Regions from separate parts of the Homo sapiens genome. Here region 1 is linked to region 2. A link is a loop called in an ENCODE intact Hi-C map of the cell type or tissue named here. Cell type or tissue: ascending aorta. All regions are shown on one strand. Links, peaks and the distances in the headings refer to the core of each region. The heading gives the core; the rest is flanking DNA.

Region 1 (8,346 bases), core at 58-8,057, 71 kb after region 2:
AAAGAGTATTATGTTTCACATTGCAGGCGAAACTAAGAATACCAGCATTTGTTATGGTGAAGTTTAACTTCAAAGTGAAGTTTAACTTCACTTTGATTTTAAGTATAAACATAAGTGTGAATTTCTGCCAGTTCCTTCTAGACTTAGGTTATGATGTGAAATTAGGAACTTGATTGTAGCTGCAATCAAGTTCTTAATTGTTATGAATGATGAATGTTTGCAAAGTTTCCAATCTTTGCAGAGATGTGCTATTCTGGCTTACAGGAGTATCTTTCTAATTAGTAGGTGGATATGTACTTATATGCATGTGCACGCATATGAGAGAGAAATACTTTTCTCAGTTAATGTGCTTCTGATTATATACATCTTGTGAGATTTCATACAATTGAAAATTAGCTAGAAAGAACAATAATACTGAGTTTTCTTCATAACACATTTCCATAATGCCTGTTCCATTACTTTTGTTATTTACATATTTGAACTTATTATTATTAAATTGGATTATCTTATGATTTTTTTAATAAGTGGATATTCCAACTCTTGGCTCACAAAATTACAGTTGGTAAATAATTTCTTCAAGGAATTTTAATATTGATAAATTACTTATTTCAAATGAATTCACTTAATATCATTTTTATTTTCTTATGAATTTTCTAATAAAAACATATTTTTCATTTCTTCCTCTCTTTTTTCAACTCAATGTCTTTTTTAAAAATGACAGTAATGTGTGGTTATAATTATGCATTTTTTCCAGGTGCTCAATGGCCCTTATGTCTCTTTTAAAAAAACTTTTATTTATTGTGGGTTTTCTCCCCAAAGCAGAAGTTAGTCCAATACACATGGCATAGAAATTTCACAATTAGGCAATTAAACTAGAAGTATAACAGCTGACATGTGTTCAAAGTAATAAAGTTCCAAAATTAGAAGGTGAATCAAATTAACATAAAGGCATTATTAACTTTTTCTAGGAGGCGTGAGTTTGCAAAAGTCTTGGGTAATTTGATTTGCTTATTCTCAAAATAGCCACTGAACCTTGAGTGACATTGCGTTTCAAAGGTGGGAGCCAGAGGGAAGGTCACTGTTAGTGTTGGAGTGGCAAAGAGGAGGTTTAACTTTCAAATCATCTAGGGTAATGCCTGCTACTCTATTTTGAGACTTTTAGCTAGATGGCAAGAAGTTTTTTTTTTTTTGATGGGAATCAGAAAGTTAAATAATTCCTGAATTTGGAACTTCAGGTGGTTTTTAAACCTTCTCCTTGTTTTATAGTTTCCTCTGTTGTTTATACCTTCCTAACATTCAAATGATAAAGTTATTTTCATTTTTAAAAGAAACAAATCCAAATAATAATCCCATTATGTGGGATTGTTGACTCTAAGCATTGTGTTTTCTTAATATACCAATTACATGCTAATGGGCTTTTTAAAAATCTATACAGGAACATTTTAAGATTGAATGAATGAGCATGCCATTTCCATTACAAGCTGCTAGACTGCAGTTTCACAGACTACTGATGTGGATCTGAGGGCAGTTCCTCAAATTAATATGGTAGATCCACAGTTTTGAAAGGCAATTTTCATTTTATATAACTTCTGGCATGTTCTTAAAAAGAATTACACACACACCTTTTAAGTGGTTCCCCCAGTGTGGCTGCTATTCATTTTGTTGTCATCCTTGGTATTCAGGTCTGGCCTAGTCCCTTCATAATGTATTACCCCTGTCGCTTTTGCTTTCTTGCCCTTCCTATGAGCTCCTGCTCTCTTTTCTGGTGCTTAGGTGGGGCAGCACTTTTCTTGTTGCATATGGATAGAGTCAGCCCTGCCTCTGGCCCCTCCCAAAGGACATGCTGTATCACCTGCCCCAGCAGCTTCTGTGGTAGGCCCACAGTGCTTCCATTTTGTGATTGTTGCCACTGGCCTCCGTCTGAATTTGTTTCACTGCCCTAGCCATGTGTGGACATCCAGATGTTGCATCCTTGGTGTTCATGTGGAACAACCAATGCTTCCTGATACCAAGGAAGCCAGGGCTTTCTGCAGCTTCCCTTCTTTGACATGAAAAACAGAGGTGGATAGGGAAACTTGAAATCACTAGTCCATTTTTGTCCAGAGCTGGCAGAAAATTTGGGTTGGCCAGATATAACTTTATTTCCTTTGGGGTCATAGCCAAACTTGATTTTCTTTAATACATCAATTTTCAAAACATGTTATTTTATTTTTATATACTTATTAATGTTGAATAGTTCATGTATACATACAGATAAAAAATTCAAATGGTCTTAAACAATATGTGCTTTTATTAAAGGTCTCATTCTCATCTCTAGTCCTGAGTCTACCATTTTACTTACCCAGAGACAAGTGATAGCAATGTCTTGCATACATTTCCATTCTTCCTGCGTTATTGTATGCATTTATAAGCATGCACGTTTCTGAATCTATATGTATACCACTTTTGTACAAATTATACTGCATAATTTGTATACAATTTCTTATACTTAACATACCTTGGAGATAGTTTTATATCTCTGGGTGTACATATGCTTCCTTTGTTTTAGCTTTTGTTTTTAAGGGTTTTATAGTGTTCCATTATATGGAGATTAATTATAAAATAGTGATCCCTTAATTTGTTTAACCTGTCCTCTACTGATGGCTATTTCTGTTGCTTAGGATCCTTTACTTTGGATCAAGGGCTGGCAAACATCTTCTGTAAGGGATAAATAGTGAATATTTTAGACTTTGCAGGCCTTGTGGTCTCTGTTGAAACTGCTTCACTCTGTATTACAATAACAGCCATAAACTATACGTAGCTATGTTCCAATTAAACTTTGTTTATAAAAACAGGCTGCAGTCCAGGTGTGGCCCCTGCCCTAGATGTTCAGTTTTGAGAGACTGTCATGCAAAAAGTGTTTGTGACTGGCCTGCAGAAAGTGCTTAACAGATAGCTGTTATTTGATTGATGGGTAATTTGTCTGGAAATTTGTCATTAGAATAAGGAGAATGCTAAACAGTAAAAGATTTGAAAAATACATTTGTATCAAAAAAGAGGTATGGAAAATAGAAAATGCATGACTTTAGGAGCATTTGACTTTCTGGTGTTTAAAAAATTGTTTAAGATGACGCTTTGACTTCTTTTCAAAGTGTAGTAAGCAGGAATAAGAAAATTGGAGGAAGGATTATCTACCTCTTTGTAGCACTACCAACCTTTGAAATTTTGCTTCCTGCTCCAGTCTGACTAGTAAACTCAGATTCACCCACAAAACTGGGTATGGTAACATAGCTCATGGTTATTAAAGCCGTTTGGTTTTGCATGATGAGTGTATTTTGTTGAAAATGTGTGTCAACCTTATGATGTCCACATACAAATGTCCTACATAGGCTTTTCCCTCCTTCTGGGGTTCTAGAGAACACATGAAAGTACTTCTCCTTTCATTAAACACTAAACTTGATGCTTTTAAATTCTTTGACGTTCTGTATTAGAGATGAGTAAACTAAGGCCTGCAGGCCAAATTCAACCTGCTGCTTATTTTTGGAAATAAGGTTTTATTGGAACACAGTCATATGCATTTGTTTACACATTACCTGTGGCTTCCTTCATGTTACAACAGACAACTTGGGTAACTGAAATAGAGAATATAGAACTCATGATAATGAACATTTACTGACCCTTTATGGAAAAAAATCTTTTCAACCCGTCTTTTTGATTGCACTATTTTTCCCTCAACTTTGAGAATCGGGTGCTCTCTTCTCTGAAGTTGTAGGGAATCTATTATTATTTTTTTAGCATGGAGAACTTGCAATCAGCATGTTTCTTAGCTTTTAAAGAACAGGCATGGTTGTTCGGTTGATTTATCTTTTCAATATAGTGAATTCCTACTTTATTATTATTATTATTATTATTATTATTATTATTTTGAGACCGAGTCTCACTCTGTCGCCCAGGCTGGAGTGCAGTGGCGCGATCTCGGCTCACTGCAAGCTCCGCCTCCTGGGTTCACACCATTCTCCTGCCTCAGCCTCCCGAGTAGCTGGGATTACAGGCACCCACCACCATGCCTGGCTACTTTTTTTGTATTTTTAGTAGAGATGGGGTTTCACCGTGTTAGCCGGGATGGTCTTGATCTCCTGACCTCGTGATCCACCCTCCTCGGCCTCCCAAAGTGCTGGGATTACAGGCGTGAGCCACCGCGCCCGGCCCTCCTACTTTATTTGTTGAACAGACAGTTATTAAACTGCCTCTTAAATAGTTATTAAACCTGTTATGTTCAAGCCTGGGAATACAAAGGCAAATTATATTGATTTCCTGTTTGGGAAAAAACTTGGGGGCCAATGATTGACATAGATAAATAAATCAGTGATTATAAGGGTAACAGAGATATGAAGGAACTGTTATGGGAGGAGGAACCCTCCATATTATCCCGGAGGACAACAAAGGCTTGCTGGTGCAGAAAGGTGACATTTTGAAGGATAACAAGGAATTGGACAAACAAGGAAGAACACATTCCAGGCAGGCAGAAGGTACACTAAGCATGTACAAAGATGCTGAGATCTTAAACAGCTTTAAACAGCTTGAGGTAGTGGAAGAAGCAGTGACAGTAAAAAAATGGGCCTCATCATGAAAGACCAAGTGCATCGATGATGTAAGAGGTGAAAGTGGCATTGCTTCTCCCTTCCATACCACCACCCAGCCACCAGGGGGCCATGACCTAGAGATTGCTGGAACATGAAGGACTCTGATGTTCTGGAGGAGGTGTTGCCATCTCTGATCCCTTTAAAGGAAGGACTAATAAAGATCTGTCGCTATAGCTGAAAAATAGCTGTGGACAGGGCAGACAAGTGGACAAGCAGAAGCGGAACAAAAGTTCCCGATAAATTCCCAAAGCAGTTAACTGTAGTAGAGGGAATTTACGTGACTTAACTGTAGAATTCTCCATAAGGGGAGCTGCTTCATGCAACTGCGTAAAATTTGTCCTTTTTTTTTTTTTTTTTTTTTTTTTTTTTTTTTTGAGATGGAATCTTGCTCTTGTCGCCCAGGCTGGAGTGCCTTGGCATGATCTCGGCTCACTGCGAACTCCGCCTCCCGGATTCAAGAGATTCTCCTGCCTCAGCCTCTCAAGTATCTGAGATTACAAGCGTCCACCACTACTCCCAGCTAATTTTTGTATTTTTAGTAGAGACAGGGTTTCACCATGTTGGCCAGGCTGGTCTCGAACTCCTGACCTCGTGATCCGCCCACCTCGGCCTCCCAAAGTGCTGGGATTACAGGCATGAGCCACCACACCTGGCAAAATTTCTCCTTTTTAAACTGTACCTACAGCTCTTTATCTTAGTGCAACTAAAGTTGATAAAGTCTTCATGATCCTTTGCAGCCTAGTTCAAGTTAAAACCAAGAGAGAAGAAAACAAAAGCAAATTAAGCCCATTCCTTTGCCAAGAAGAAGTGTTACTTGATTTTTATTTGCATCCTCAATGTTCCTTGGAAAATAACATGATGTTTGGCGATGTTCAAATGCCTGTTGACAATCCTCCGACATCATTTTCTGTTTCCATTGCCTCACTCAGCACAAGGGCTCTCATAAGCTTTCCAGTCAACGATGAAGCCCAGATGTTATGGATAAGCCACAGACTTTTGGGGGAAACTAAGCAAACACCAATAATAAATAATGCCTTGAGGACATACTACAGCTCCTCTCTAAGTATCGTGATGGTCAGGCTTCATCATTTCCCAAGCAGATTGCTTGGATTTTAATTTTGGCAGCAAATAACATGGAGCGTGTGGGTTTGTAAATGGTAGCTCTGTCCCAATAATTCCAGATGATGGGGCCATTCCAGCTTTCTTTAACTTAGAGATTTGAGCATGCATTGTGGTAGGTCTACTCACCGTATCTGTCTAGAATGATTCAGAGAGGCCACTCCTGGGCTGAGTTACTTCTCATACATATATATAATTGGAGGCCACATTAGCCTGCAGTATAACTTTGGAATTAAGATTTGCTCAAAACCAAGGCTGAGTTTGATTAATAGGTTGTAAGTTAGAAACTTCCTTTCTTGTGTTCTGATCCCAAATTCCTACTTTATATTGTGGCACCTATAAAATTGTCCTAGCTAAGGATGACTTGATGGTACCTAACGTGAGACTGGTTTATGGATGAAGTTCTTTGTGCTTACAGGGTTTTTTCCTGATAATTAACACTGGGATGAATCGCAAGACCCATCTTTGCAAAAGGCAGTTTCTTTTCTTATTTTTAGAGGATTGTTCCTGAAATGATTTTGTTCATGTTTTGGCTCCTGTAATATCTCTATTCATTTTTTTCATGGAATTTTTTCTTTGGGTCTTTTTCTTCATAATTTTTTTTTTTTGCCTTTCAGAAAACACAACACAAAACAAAAAAAAAGAAACAAATGGTTAAAATTCAAGGGATTGTTGTAGCTCTGAGGGTAAAACGTGCAGCCTGTTGGTGTCATTTGTTACTCATACAAACTCTTAGTATTTTATTTCTGTTGCAGCATTGGGGTTGCTATCTTTCTCATCATGAGTAATCTAGCATTCATGCTGCATTCTATTCATAGCTGTCATACTGTCTCTGACAGGGTGTTTTCAAAACTTTGATCTGCTTCCAGAAAAGACTTTTACATGGGTGATAGGATTTATGGAGGAAATTTTCAACTGAATACCAGGTATTACCTTCTTGGAAAGAGCAAAGCATCAAACGTGAATATCTCCTTTTTCTTCTTCCTCTCCTCTTCTTCCTCTTCATTTTAATTTTATCGAAGCTCAGTTTTTAGTAACTTTATGTTTCCTTTTTATTACTGTATCTTTGTACTCTTCAATAGCAGTGTCCAAGGGGTAGAAATTTGATTGTTGTGGTAGGGGAAGAAGCAGGAAAAACTACATATTTCAACAAAGGTTTGTCTGACTCTGAGCAAGTTATTGGGGTACAGACATGGATAAGACATAGTCTCTGTCCTTGGAAATTTCAGAACCTAGTAGGGAGACAGTTACATAAACAGAAAATATAACATAGGAAGGAATGAACAGGATATTCTAGAAATACCAAAGGCTCTGAAAGTAGGGTGATTTCTACTTTTAAAGAGGTAATTTAGGTTCTGAAATTAAATTCCTGAAAATAAGGGCCACCCTAGAACCTTACCATAACAAAATTAGCTACAGTTAGTTATGCTAATAGTAACCTCTTTCCTGTCTCGAGGAACTCCTTTTCTTTATTCCACAAAGAGCCTCACCTTCATGGAAGATCCAAAACAAGAAACTGTAAGTCTGGTTTTGACTGTTGGTCTTTTAAAGAAACTCTGTAATCGGCAAAGAATGGGTCCATTGCAGGAAGTTGTCCAACTGGATGTTAACTAGTCAGATAGCAGCCTTGCTGGGGTATAGCACAAGTTGGCCAATTCGCACTGGCACATAGCCTGGCCTCTTGGGTCTTCCTTGTAACTCAAATCACTTTGCAAGCCCTGGTAGTTTCACGAAAGTCAGATGTACCCTTAACTCTTACCCCATACACTCATCTATCCTGGAAAGAAAAAGTTGTTGGATCTTGGCCCACTACTCAGGAAAGTGTATTGACCACAGGTTGTATAGTTAAGTAACAGCATTTTGAGGAGGATGATAATGATAGTGATGATGGTGATGATGATGATAACAACATTGATGGTGCTGCTGTTGCTGGTGTGCTTAATGATAAGGATATGTGATTATAATAGGGTAGGAACTATATCTTATCCTTTTATACCTAGTATTTGGCGCAGAGTAGGGATTTCAGAAAGTTTGTTTGTTGTGGATGGAGTGAGCAGTTAGAGTTTCCCACTTAAAACCTGACACAGAGCATGCCATCCCACTTACTCAACACCCTCCAGTGAACTTCCGTTTCATCAGCATCACCCTGTGTTGACCTATGTATTCTGGCTCTCCTCTGATGTTACTCTGGTCTCATCTCTTATCACTCCCCAGAGACTGGCTTCTTTGTTTTTCTTCAAACACATGCACGTTCCCATGTGGAGGTCTCTGCGTACGCTCTTCCCTCTGCCTGGAATGCTTTCCCCCAAATATCACTGTGGCTCATTTTTGTTGTTGTTGTTTTTGAGATGGAGTCTTGCTCTGTTGCCCAGGCTGGAGTGCAGTGGCATGATCTTGGCTCACTGCAACCTCCACCTCCCAGGTTCAAGAGATTCTCCCACCTCAGCCTCCCCAGTAGCTGGGGGCCCACCACCACTCCTGGCTAATTTTTTTGTATTTTTAGTAGAAACGGGGTTTCACCATATTGGCCGGCTGGTCTCAAACTCCTGAATTCAAGTGATCTGCCCACCTTGGCCTCTCAAAGTGCTGGGATTACAGGTGTGAG
Region 2 (8,346 bases), core at 184-8,183:
TTATTAAAAATCTCCTGTGTCATTAAAAATTACTGAAAATATGATTTTTCTTTTCCAGGTGGAAAAGAATCACATAGTAAGGATATGCCAAATTTTAATTATTCTTATCTAATTGGATATTTAGATTATTTCTAATTACTGGCTACTATGACTACCACTAAAGTGAACATCCTCATACATCCATCTTTCACTACAATGACTACATATCTTATTATCCCAACAAAATTCATTGCCATAAGATAAATGATCCAAAAGGTATGCATAATTTTAAGGATTTAGGAATATTGCTAAATTACCTTCCAGAAAGTTAGGCTATTAAAATGCCTCTGAGTATTTCAATGTACCTTGGCCAGCACTGAATGGTTAAACAAATTAGTCAACTTGAGAAAGAGTATCTCTTTGTGATTTTAATTTTTATTTTATTATGTCTTCATATGATTATTAGTTAAAGCTTATTAAGAATTTAAATAAAAATAATTACCAGCCTGGGCAACATAGGCAGACCCCATCTCTACAAAAAATTAAAGAAAAATCAGCTGGGCATGGTGGTGCACACCTGCAGTCCCAAACCTTTGGGAGCCTGGGAGACAGAGTGAGACCCTGTCTCAAAAAAAAAAAAAAAAATAGCCAAGCACATGGCTTAAACCACTCAATCCATAAGTAAATATACACATAGGAGAATGCTTTTCAGTGAACATTTATCAAGTGCTCCTTATTTGTTTTACAAATATTAACTTATTTGATCCTCACAACAACTCTGAGTCAGGTACCACTATAAATGCTGTTTTACAGAAAATAGGCAAAAAGCAACTTACTGAGAGCAGCACAGCTAGCACAGAGCTGGGAGCTGGAGACAGGCATGCCCTTGACTGATATGTAATAGACACCCCCATTTCAAACAAAAAGCCACATCCATTCACCAAATTCCAAAGGAGGCATCAATTCCTTCATTATAGATCAGAAAAATGAAGCTCAATGCATCTTGTCTAGTGAATGGTTCAAGGTTGTGCAGCTTGTCAGTACTGTGATTTAGAACTCAAATGCTAGTCTGTCCAGACGCCTTCCACTTCCACATTTCCTATGAGGAATAAGCACACAAAGCAGGTGCTCAGTAAATATAGGTTGATTGAACTCCAACAGGCTACATGCAATATGAAAGGGTGATGGAATGTCAGTGAATTGGAAACAGTGGGTATAGTGGAGTGATGCTAAAAATGACCCATCATGGCAGGTCACAGGAGGTCTCCCAGTGGCTCAGTCCCTCAGAAGAAGGTATGGAGAAGTAATGGGGGAGGTAGAGAGAAACAAAAGGTAAGTTTAAAGAGATCCTACTCATAGGCAAGCTTATGACTGTTTCTGCAAAGGCATTCATGGCACTGGGACAGGGAGGGTGTATTGACACACAGCCAATACTATAAGGGAAAAGGTAAAACAAAAACCAAGGCATGTTTGTCCAGGTAGCCGTAGCTGTTACCAGCAGCATTTAGACAATTGCATATGTTTTAGGTTGTATTCTCCACAAAGCAGACAGAGCTAAGGGTTTGAGTGCTAGTGATTTGTAGGGAAGAGCTTTAGAAAGAAGCCAGAACAGTAGTGGAGTAGGAAGGGGAAGAAGCCAAGCAAGGGTGTAGTTTTGGGTGGAGTCCCAGGGTCAGCCTAGATCCCACGGGGTGCTTGGGAGGGTAAATTATACCTCAGAGTTTGTTCCACCATGAGGCAAAGGCTCTGGGCATTGGTACTCACACACCAGTCAATGGCTAAGTGTCTCAGGCACTTCTGGCATGTGTGAGCTGGCTTCAGCACAAAGGGGACAGGTGCCAGTCACTAGCAGCAAAGCCCACAAAAGCCAAGGGATGGACACACAAAGTTAGTAAAAGGGATCTTAGAAGATGTGGTGGCTACCAGCAGTGCCCATTACAGCATGTTTTAAACTACATATGGCAGGGCATCCACTTAAATACATGTATTTGTGAGAACTGGAAATTTCTAATTTGACAATTCTAATTTCCTCAGTTCCTGCTGGGTCTTAATGTACCAGACAGAAGTAGAAATTATATTATGTTCTTTACACTGTGACCATTCATGCGGAATCTGTGGGAGTTATAATTACGTCAATTAAAGCTGCAATTTGCTAAAGGAAAATAAAGAATAGAACAAATAATTCCAAGTCTCTAACTTAGAGGATTAGTGTTCAAATCAAATTGGAGCTTTGCAAATGTTAATAGTTAAGCTATGTTTAAGGTATTTCAATTCTCTACCCATAAAGGCAGGTTTTAATAAAGTCACATAAATGGTAACCCCAAAGGCTTTCTAGCAGCAGGATGGCAAGTTGTTATGTATTATTGGGAAATGAAGTATATTTAATACCTTTCCAATTGTCATCACTCTAAAACACACTTCAACAATTGATTAAGCTGAAACCAGAAGAAAATTATTTCCCCTTACTTTTGTTTTCTTAATCTAATGTCTTTGCTAGAAAATGTAGATATTAGCTAATCTGTGTCTGGCAGCAAATACCTGCATGTTTTAAGTATTCACAAATTTCACTAATAGAGTAGCTTAACAATAGTTCTTCATTTCTAGGTGAAATATTAAATATTATATTCTTAACTCTTACTGTCAGATTAGGAGAACATTTACATCATATTTAAGGCAAATATTCCTGAGTCCTTAAAGCACTCTAGCTGGGTATTTAAAAACCACCTTCTGTAGACCAGGGGTCAGTAAACTATGGCCCATGAGCCCAATTCAGCCTTTCATACATGCATTTTTGTACATCCTGTGAGCAAAGAATGCTTTTTATATTTTTAATGGTGGAAAAAATCAAAACAATATTTTATGACATGAAAATGACATGAAATTCAAATTTCAAGGTCCAAATAAAGCTTTATTGGGACATAGCTACACCCATTTTATTTACATATTGTCTGTGGCAGCTTTGGCGCTTTTATAGCAGATTTGAGTAGCTGTGACAGACACTGGATGGCTATCAAAGCCTAAAATAGTTTTTATTTGATCCTTTACAGAAAATGTTTGCTGCTCCCTGCTGTAGACTTTTGTGCCTCCCTTTGCCCGTAGTTTGTGATCTCTTAAAATAACATTGGAACACTTAGAACTTGGGGAGTCGTGCTATGGAGACACTGGAAATAAAGTCCATTTTACTTTTTTTTTTTTTAGACGGAGTTTTGCTCTTGTTGCCCAGGCTGGAGTATAATCACGTGATCTTGGCTCACTGCAACCTCTGCTCCCCAGGTTCAAGCAATTCTCCTACCTCTGGCCTCCCAAGTAGCTAGGATTACAGGCGCCTGCCACCACGCCTGGCTAATTTTTGTATTTTTAGTAGAGATGAGGTTTCACCATGTTGGCCAGGCTGGTCTTGAACTCCAGACCTCAGGTGATCCACCCGGCTCGGCCTCCCAGAATGCTTGGATTATGGGCATGAGCCACTGTGCCCAGCCCATTTTACCTTTTTGAGGGAAGAGTTGATTATTTTGATGAGCATTTTACTTAAAGACATATGGCTACAACACAGACATTGCACAAGATCTTTTATCTATGCATATTTGAAATGATTGTAGATTTCCAGGGGCCTGAATTATCTGAACTATTATCTCTGTTCCATTTACATGAGTGACATGTCCTTTGGCATAGAGACAATCATCAACTCTCTTCAATTTACCTTGTCCCAGCATTTTAAAAAAAACAGTGCCTGGCCAGGCAGCCAAGCGGCCGCTTTCATTGTTACTCCATCCCATCCTCTCGATAATCCTACAAATAAATTTTATTTTTCAATTTTAGCGATGAGGAAATCGGACAAAAAAGGTGATGCTATTCATATTAACATTGCATACTTAATCAAAGGTCGCTTCAGGATCCACACTTTGATTCATCTAACTTCAAAGCTTTGCTCAGAGTATTTTGTCTTATTGCCAGTCAAAGGAAGAATGTCGTTAACATTGGTCAGAAATCTTTTCCTAAATCATTGATTATTCTCTACCCCTACTCATTCTCCGCCTGTCCAGGTAACTATCTGCATTCATCTGCTTTTCTGTCTGTCCATCCATCCATCCATCCATCCATCCTTTCATTCATCATTAACTCAAACATCAAATGTTTATTGAGTACATGCCAGCCATCTTGCTAACTGCACTAGGCAGTAGACATACATTTGTGAACAGAAGAGACATGGTCCCCACCCTCATAGCATCTTTTTGACCTGACAGAACTGCACAGAGGATGGATTTTATTTGTCCACAGATTTATAGGGCCCAGGCATCTATATCATAAGTGGGATTTGATGTCTATATGTTTCATAATCTGCCCTTTTGGAAATCATTTGACTTGGACCTCTTGGATGTCTTGCTTTTACAAGTAGCCTAAATAGTGTATTGAAGAGGTTATAATCAGATTTTTAAATTGAAGGGTGGAAAACATATGACACTGCATCTTTTCTTTTTAACTGAATGTAACGCTTTACATAAACATTTCCCTCAGAGCTACTAAACACATGCCAAATTCTACTAACAACTTTCTATCTATCTATCATATATATATATTTGGTAATACATTTTTGTTGATCCTATCCCAAAAGCTTTCCACCCATTGCTTGTCACTTTGAGACAACAGAAACTGGCAGGAGGTAATTAATAGACTTGACCTGTAGGGTGAATACACACACACACACACACACTAGTTGGGGGAGCTTCGATTCTTTTCAAAGGACTTTGCTGGTGAGACTTGAAAGTGCCATATGCCTGCTGGGAGAAGTTTTGTTTTGGTAGTAGTTACTGGTTAGGCTTTGGAAATTTTTCTTTTGGAAATCTGGCTGGTTCTCAAAAATTGCCTTTAAGAATTGTATTTTGTAAGTTAAGAGCAGAAGCTATTATTAGCTGTGTGTTTGTGGTTGAAACATGAGGTCAGGTTTGGCAGGGAACTCTTAAGGGTGTGTGAATGCGAGCCTCAGCCCAGCCATCCTGTGGCCACTCAGTGCCTTGGGGAGCGGCTTATTCCTGGATACAGAGGCAATGCCTTTGTCTTACAATTCGTGGGAGTATGTGCTTTAATAATGGAATGCTTCCTTTGTGATTTAAGAGTGACTTATAGTAAATTTTTATTAAGGATTCAATGTCCTATTGAGAATATATATATGAATATATATAATATTTATATTCATAATTGCTTTATTAGATCAGGGATCATGTTTGTCTTGTTTATCATTTTATTCCATGTTCCAAGTGCAGTGCTTGGCATACATTATAAATATCAATATTTGTTAATGAATGAATGCATAAATGAATGAGTGAAAAATGACCACAAAGAGCACATGTAGAAAGATTAAAGACATATGTTAAATTGAAGGATAGAAGTTGGTAGTCAGAGAACATTTGTAGGTCAAGCACTTCCAAGTGATGGCAGATATCTAAGATGGGGTGACCACACTCATGAATTGCAAATACAGAATTCTCTGGACCTAAGAGAACTGTGGAACTGTGAGGTAATTGTATGCTCTGATGTTGAAGCCACTAAAGGTAATGGCAGATGAAGGTGGTGGAGATGGAGGAAAGTAGGCAGGTTCCCTCCTTTCCTAGCTGTCTCTTGGAATGAACTAAGTAATTTTGTATAGATGTGTAAAGATAGTAAAGATAGAAGATCTGTAAGACTCGAGCTCTAGCTCGTGTATACACACACACACACACACACACACACACACACACACGTATCTGAAGCATGGGGATGATCATATGACAGTAATAATAATTAAACACTTACTGTAAGCAGATGACCAAAATTAGCTGTGGTTGGACATTATGGAATGATTAGTACACATAATTATTTTCTGCTAATAACAAGACAGGAAGTATTTATACCCACATGAAATATTTAAGCAGGGAGAAAACAATTCCAGTTTTGCCAAACGTTTCTTATATCCATTTTGTGGAAAAGACTCCGTACTAGGGAAAAGGAGTTGATCTGTTCATTGCTCACTTGCTTTCACGTAGCAGATTTTTAGCGACACTTAGATGGTGAGCTCTGGAGGAAATGGCTATTATTATTCTAGTTCACAGCAGTACCTAAAATTGTGAATGGTTAGAATCTCTTCATGCTCTGATGACCCAACTAGCTGTAGAGTATCACAGAAAGAAATGTTGTCTTGCTACCATTTGCACGTATGCAAAATATGCAGAGAATATAGCTGTTTTAAAAGAAAGCTTTGTAAAAAGAAACTAGTAAGCTTTCAATAAGAAATCCTTTAAATCCTCAGCATTACACAATAATACAATTCCCTCTTTACAGATTCACTTATACCTTTACTGAATCAGAAGATGATGTTGGGGGAAAAGTTGCTTTTCAAATGTAACCATAATAGAATTTTCCCTGTATCTTTCAAATAATTGTCTGTGAAATCACTTTGTGATGTCTATTTCAGAAGCTTAGCCATGACAGCACAATCATAAATATTTTCCTCTATGTCAACCATTTTAGATGACAGACAGATCTATCTAGTACATTTTGTTTTCTTCTAAAATCTCAAATACTACCCAAGTCAGCTGTTTTTAAAGCTGTGGCCTAATAAACAATTGGATATTGAATTGCTTTATTGCAAATAAAAATGCCTCATCTTTGTTTCAACTTATTCTCAAATTACCAGTGACATTCACTTTTATATTACATTGTTAATGAAAGTTTACCTGTGGGTCTAAAAATAGAGACAAAAAGCAGTGAATTGACTGGAAAACTAACCATTAGGGATATTAATTTTTTGGAAACAGTAGTTTTATTCTGAATAGTGTACACTACCTGAAGGCTTGAAGGTTGCATATACCAGTCTCTGAACTCCATAGTGGAAATGATGTCTACCATAGCAATCATCACTTAATGAGAAATTACTACTTATTACGCCAGGTACTGAGTGAATTAGATTAGTAATTGCATTTTATCTCTCATTAATCTCATGTAAATAATGTTAATTCTCCACTTTACAGATGAGGAAACTGAGGACCAGAGATTAGATAATATGCTCAAAATCACACAATAAGGGCAAAGCTAAGACTTGAAGCCAGATGTGGGTTCCTAATCACTTTGACCTAATTACTGGGAGAAGCATAATAATAAAGACAATTTATTGTGACCTGTGTATTATGTATTAATGACTAAACAGCATTTTTGCATGTTTAAAAAAATCTCTGTAAGTGGTATTATTTGATAGGCATTATTCTGCAACATATTTTCTTTACTCAGCATAGTTCTAATTATCCATTTTAATTGTTATATAATATTCCATTTTATGAGTATAATATCAATTATTTTATCTCTTTTCCTATTGATGAACAGAGTATTCTTCAAAATTTTCTTGGCTATTCTTCAACACTTCTTCATTTACATAAGTTCTATGGTATGCTTATCTAGTTCCTGATTAATCATGTTGGAATATTGTGTGGAATTGTTTTGCATTTGTATATTAATTTAGGAAAATTGGCACACATATGATATTGAGACTTCATGTCATGAAATGGTATATCTCTCCATTTACTAAAGTAATATTATATGTTATTAGCAATATTTTAAAACTTTTTCAACATACCCTGTATGAATTTTCTTGCATGTATTCCTAGGAACCTTAGGATTATCATTGATTTTTTTTGTATGGTATGTTTACTTTCTAATTTGTTATTACTCTGATATAGCAAGGGCATTGATTGAATGTTGATCTTGATTAAACAACCTTGCTGAATTATCTAACTTGTTCTAATAGTTTTTCTATGAATTTCTGAGATTTTCTTTGGAATATCATCATATTTTTGCCAGTATGGGCTGTTTTATCTCTTTCTTTCCAATTCTTAGACATCTTAACTCCTTTATTTTTGTTTTGTTTTATTTACATTGATTGTGGCCTTCAGAAAAGTTTGGAGGGAAAGTGGTGATCTAACATCTTGTCTTAGATTTTAAAATAATGTCTATCAAGTTAAAAATTGGGAGTTCTTTAATTTTTGTTAAGAGTTTTTAAAATAATGAGTAATGAATTTTATGGATTTTTTGGTAAATACAATGAGATGCAGATATAGGTTTTCATGTGTAAGTTACTAATGTGGTGTTTTCATTTTTAGATTTGCTTTTCCATTGAACCATCCTTGCATTCCTGATGTACATTTTATGATGCATTAAGAAATACCTGCTATATTTTCTTCCAGACTTTAACATCTGTGTTCATTGTCAGGTAGTTCTCATATTTTAATTTTTTATACAGTCCTTATCAAATTAGTATAAAGAACATTTTAGCTTCTTTCAGAGAATTGGGTAATTTTTTTCCATTTTCTGAAATAGTCTGTACAGATCATAAAACCCTGT

The links. Peaks named below come from ENCODE experiments on the same cell type or tissue, not always from the same donor. Only the 100,000 strongest peaks of a DNase experiment are listed, where the experiment ranks them.
Region 1: it touches region 2 in a loop (1.8-fold over the local background); 2 of 110 quality-filtered maps call a loop at or near these places.

What each region holds. Positions count from the first base shown.
Region 1 is chrX:11,555,487-11,563,832 of GRCh38, reverse strand. The region is part of intron 1 of ARHGAP6 (Rho GTPase activating protein 6); the gene reads left to right. Among named protein-coding and RNA genes, the nearest start is that of ARHGAP6, 110 kb to the left of the region's middle. RefSeq lists an enhancer at 4,510-4,804. In ascending aorta, for the core only: a CTCF peak has its summit at 4,662 (motif pointing right); no DNase peak of the experiment used is centred there.
Region 2 is chrX:11,626,355-11,634,700 of GRCh38, reverse strand. All of the region lies in intron 1 of ARHGAP6 (Rho GTPase activating protein 6), which reads left to right. Among named protein-coding and RNA genes, the nearest start is that of ARHGAP6, 35 kb to the left of the region's middle. RefSeq lists a silencer at 4,886-4,995. In ascending aorta, for the core only: no CTCF peak of the experiment used is centred there; a DNase peak (open chromatin) is centred at 4,950; H3K27ac peaks cover 737 bases.